Linked DNA regions of Homo sapiens: region 2 is linked to region 1. Evidence: read pairs that join two places in POLR2A ChIA-PET (ENCODE). Cell type or tissue: OCI-LY7. All regions are shown on one strand.

Region 1 (2,500 bases):
TGTGGTTTTAATTCTTGCTTGACAGACACTGTGTTTTGTCTTTTAAACGAGCAGCTCGATATGTAAATACGATGTTACATCACGCAAGTGTTACTCCATATTTGGTGATTTAGCAAGGCTTTGGATCTCCGAAGACGACAAATCCCCTTCCGCCTGCTCTTGCTTCATTAATCATGCCTTACACTTCTGTTCATTTTCCTTCCAGTCACAAGACAACACATGGAAATGGTCATTCCCACATCCTGCTGGGGGGTAGGGGAGATAAAATCTTCACCTACATGTCACATAAGGTAAATGTGGTGGATTCAAGAAATACACTCCACAAATGCAGCTTCCCTAGCAGCAGATTTCCCATTTCACTAAAGGGAAAGTATCTGAGTGCTATCACAGAAAGCACTAAAAAAAGAAAGAAAATGCCATGTTTGGTTTTAATGATCAAATTCTAGAGGGGGAGAGGAGAAATAATATGACATTTAATCCCCTCTAGACCACTGACCTATTATGGTTCAACTTTGTGGTCAAACTAGGTCGGAGAGACAAGTTCCAGTGAATCAATTCATGATATGCACTACCTTTCCTAAAACTGAACAAACCTCTTGCCTTTCGGGAGCTGGGTGGTAGGTAGATGGAAGAAAGCGATCCACCAACAGGCATGGCATGTCTGTCATCACAGAATCTGCATTGACTTTTGTCTAACATGCTCAAGCAAAAAATGTTTTGAGGGTCACTATATAGTGTTACTGTTTATCACTTAGAGAAGGGAATTTAAGTCCCACTGCTAGCCTTTAATTCCTTTTCCCTTGAGCTGCCGAGAAACCCACACACCTAGCTGCCTCCCTGCTAAAATTAACCAAAGGAGGGAGGGCTGTTGAATACGTGTGTGTATTTTTCCAAGAAAATTTTTACATTGTGTTATAGCAGAAACAGTGGAGTCTGGACTGGACATTTGTAAGGGTGACATGTGGCTGTGTAAACCACAAACAAAATCAAGATACATCTGTCAAAACCACATCAGAGACAAGAGAGAGCACAGAGAAGCATTTATCATTTAGCTGAGGAGGCAGGCTGCAGGGAGCAGCCGTTCCTGTCAAACCAACCTTTTGAAATTTCCAACATGCCCTTAAACTTTTCGAGTAAGCATGTCTGTGCGCTTCAGCAACTGCCCTCTCTACTCTGGCCTGGCCAGTCGAAAATGGCATCTTAAAGTCAAGGTCATGGTGTCATCCCACCACGGGGCTGTGTTTAATTACAGCCCCATCCGGGCTGACAGCCAATATGGATCCAAGGCTAGCCCTGAAGCTCAGTTAACTCTTTCCACCACCTCCAACTACCCTGCCAGCCCACTCTACTTCAGGGAAGCCTTGAGAACGAGCTGAACCCCTAAGGAGGCCTGGCCAGATGTTCTGAGTCAAACAAGTCATTGGCTGAACTGCAAATGCCTATATGGCCACTTTGCCTCTGACACGTCACCAAGGCTGGAAATGGACAATGGAAGCTGGACTAGGTGTAGTAAAGCTCAATACTTCAAAATGAGAAGGTGGGGATGGGGAAGAAAAGAAATCCAAAATCGACAGATCCAGAGAGAAGGTGTCTGATGTGTGTACCTATCCTGCCTACATCTGATTCAGTGAGGTGGAAAATATTTATTTTTCTGTGTTCTGGACGTAAGCAACAGAAATGATTATTTTAACATTACAGGGCTGTCATGGACAGTCACATAGAGTAATAGAGAAAGCACTTCACAACTCCTTACTGCTTGGCTACAGCACCTCTGAAAATGAAAAGAAAACATGCAAACAGCTTTTCTCCTTGCTTCTCATTTACCTGCTATGTGTTCCTGTTTGGGGCAAATTCCTCTAGATGACGTTGATAAACAATCGTCATCCTCTGGCGTGACCTGGATGCCAACCTCCACGGGATTGGATGCTTTTTTCATCTCGATTGGTGAAGGGGAAGGTGGCTTATCCACAGCTTTTTCTAAGCAGAGGCTGCCATTGCATTGTTTCCGTTTGTGCTCGATAAAAATAAGAATGTCCCCCAATGGGAAGTTCATCTGGCACTGCCCACAGGTGAGGAGGTCATGATCCCCTTCTGGAGCTCCCAACGGGCCGTGGTCTGGTTCATCATCTGTAAGAATGGCTTCAAGAGGCTCGGCTGTGGTTGGAGAAACAAAAGCACAATTATTAGAGTGCCAGAGAGGACAGAAAGGGGAGAAGCACATCTCAACCCCATGCCATCCCACCACATCATGTAAAGTGTTTCTAGGCTTCTCTATATAATACCCAGAAAATGTGAGCATACAAAAAGTACAAGGATGTGAAGGTTATCAACCAGAGAGCAAATTTGTCAATGAGGCAAATCATCACATATGTAAAGAAAACAGTCTTCCTTGCATAACTCCAGAGAACACACACACACACATATACCCATGCACACACCCACAGCAACAAATGTGTCTGGTTTGTAAGTTTAGAAAGAATGCTACTTAAATAGTTAACAC
Region 2 (2,500 bases), 160 kb before region 1:
ACTCACTTCACTCACTCCCCACTGCCCCCTCCATGACATGCACCTACATTTCATACAGATATTTTCCAAATGAACAGAAACCTAACCAAGGCTGGAATTTGGCTTTAGAGAAGCCAGAAGAACAGGTCAGGTATGTTACTATTCTTTTACTTTGGGAGGTGACTGGTAGGAAGGCTCTGAGTAAGAGCCAGAACTCTTTGGCCTCAGGTTTTTCCCATGTAAATTCATCACTGTGATGGAAAGCAGTGGCATTTCCAATGCGCAGCTGAGAACTTGCATTGACCCAGCAATTACAGGAAAGGGGCAGTTAGAAATCAGCAGAGTTAGGAAACAGCCCCTCACCCAAGAATTAAAACTTGCATACATATGATTTAGGTATTCCCAATAGATCAGGGCTAGAGGGATCTCAGAGTATTTGCTTGTAGTTGCCAACCCTGTCCCCCCCCCAAAACACACACACACACACACACACACACACACACACACACACTCTTACAATTATAGCTCCCTAGCCAAGGAAGACTTATCAATGCCTACCATATGCCTAACAAAGAGAAATAGGAGATAGGCTTCCCGTCCTTAGAGAGTTTATGACATCTCCGAAGAGACAAGATCAAGTGCGAAAGACAGATTGGAACACTACAAGAAGGAACCTAGCAAAGCTCCGAATTGCTTCTTGGGCAGAACCGAGTACCTGATAGACCATTGGGTACTGGGGTCACCTGGTAGGAAGCAGAGAGAGAATCATTTACCATGGAGTTACATGGTAGTTACCAGAAATTTGTTTTGTTTTCTTTTTTAAGTTGTTGTTAAAAATATTTTTCTCAGATATACTTACTGGCAGGGGAGATACCATGACCGCAAAGGTGGTTTTCCGAGGATGAGGCTTATCCATTTCACACTGGATGTGCTGACCCCCTGCAATTTCCCCAAATGTGGGAAACCTGACTGCATAATTTGTGGTAGTGGGGAACTGCATTCATGCTTTAAAAATAATAATAATAAAAATTTGTTTTAGAAAGTGCCCAAACCTTCATCCTTTCCTATCAAGAAGGAGAGGACTTCCCTGCCAGAGTTCCAAGGCAGGGTCATGAGATTCCTAATTCAAAGTCTCGTCAGGGTGGTCATCTGCTCTGCTCGTTGCCTAGTACTCAGAGAGATACATACTCCAGGGCCAGGTGGTGCCACGCAGATGACAAAATAACAAGTGATTGGGCTAATTAGCCTATTTACAATCATAAAATTGTGAAAGAACCTTTCGCAAAACTACAGATGTTTTTAGTGTTCAGAAAGTCTGAAAAAGAACACAGAATTGGGATAGGATTTGGATCCTACCAGATGTTCACAGAGGGAAAGTCCTGCTAAATGGAAAATTCCAAATGTGGCCAGTTAGAAACTCTGTGGGCTGAAAGCCCCTCTACAATCCTGGATAGTTCCTAGTGACATCACTTGAGGTCTCCAAGCCTGAGCAAAGGACAGGATCTGAGCCTAGATGCCCTAAGATGGGATGGGGCACCCTGGAAAGAACAAGGAGTGGAACTGTTCAGCAGTTCACCAGAGACTTATGTCAGCACCTTGACTCAGGCCAGGTGTATGATATCCCAGACAAAGAAGGGAGGTATAGAAGAAAAGCAATAGAAAATGTCCTAGACATTTACCAAACTGTCTACAAGAAGAGCAGCCTCCTCTTTCGTGGGCATCTTGCCCCCTAACTCTGATTTTGCAGTTCTAGCACAAAAAAAATCATAGTTACCCATCCTTCTGCCAGAGAAAAGGGCTCATGAACTGAACTGGACAGTTTCCCCCTCCCTCTGATTGGCCCAAGGATTGGCATGAGACTGAACAGGGAAACTAGGATTTTCCCCAACAGGAAAAAAAAAAAAAAAAAAAAGCATTTTATGCTCTGATCACATGAACCAATAAACACCCAGCCCTCCTTTCTTCTTAAGCTGGTCCCAGTGATAATTCTACCACGTACAACCAGTGGATTTGTGACTAATAAAGGAAATACGTGGAATTCTCACCAGTTGTCTTCTGGTTTGTATCAGACTCCTACCCTGTGGCTAGGTCCTAGAGGACACCCTCTGGCTCATAGCTAGAGGACACCCTCATAGCTCAAGGGTGATGAAACAGGAAAGTTGCAGAGTGGAGGGGGCAGGTTCCTGCTAGTGGTGACAGTGACATTGTCTAAGGCGTCGTGGCATTAGGCACTGCGCTAATGTGCCACCCAGCAAAGCTGGTGTTCTGCTCAGGGGCACTCTGTGAACAGAGCTGATGAGAACAGACTCTCTCTATGAGCCCCTCCAACTAAAAGCTGCCCCTACCACTCCCAGCCACCTGCTTTCCAGCAGAGCTGGCAGGAGAAGCTACAACCCACCACCCTTACACACCTCCGGCAAGCAATGAAAAGGGAGTCCAAGGTATCTGTCCGTCGAGAACATGAGAAACCTGCATTTTAATCCCACTTTTTACCAAAGATGGGAACTTGGTTAAGTAACAA

Evidence for each region. Peaks named below come from ENCODE experiments on the same cell type or tissue, not always from the same donor. Only the 100,000 strongest peaks of a DNase experiment are listed, where the experiment ranks them.
Region 2: POLR2A ChIA-PET joins it to region 1 with 7 read pairs; 7 of 35 experiments call an interaction of 5 or more read pairs at or near these places.

Annotation. Positions count from the first base shown.
Region 1 is chr2:60,544,147-60,546,646 of GRCh38, forward strand. It overlaps BCL11A (BCL11 transcription factor A), which reads right to left. Exons shown (of 4, transcript NM_022893.4): 2 at 1,825-2,154. Among named protein-coding and RNA genes, the nearest start is that of BCL11A, 8.3 kb to the right of the region's middle. In OCI-LY7, no CTCF peak of the experiment used is centred here; a DNase peak (open chromatin) is centred at 1,055; H3K4me3 peaks cover 2,421 bases; H3K27ac peaks cover 2,500 bases.
Region 2 is chr2:60,383,775-60,386,274 of GRCh38, forward strand. The region is part of intron 1 of MIR4432HG (MIR4432 host gene); the gene reads right to left. It also overlaps the pseudogene RNU1-32P. Among named protein-coding and RNA genes, the nearest start is that of MIR4432, 2.4 kb to the right of the region's middle. In OCI-LY7, no CTCF peak of the experiment used is centred here; no DNase peak of the experiment used is centred here.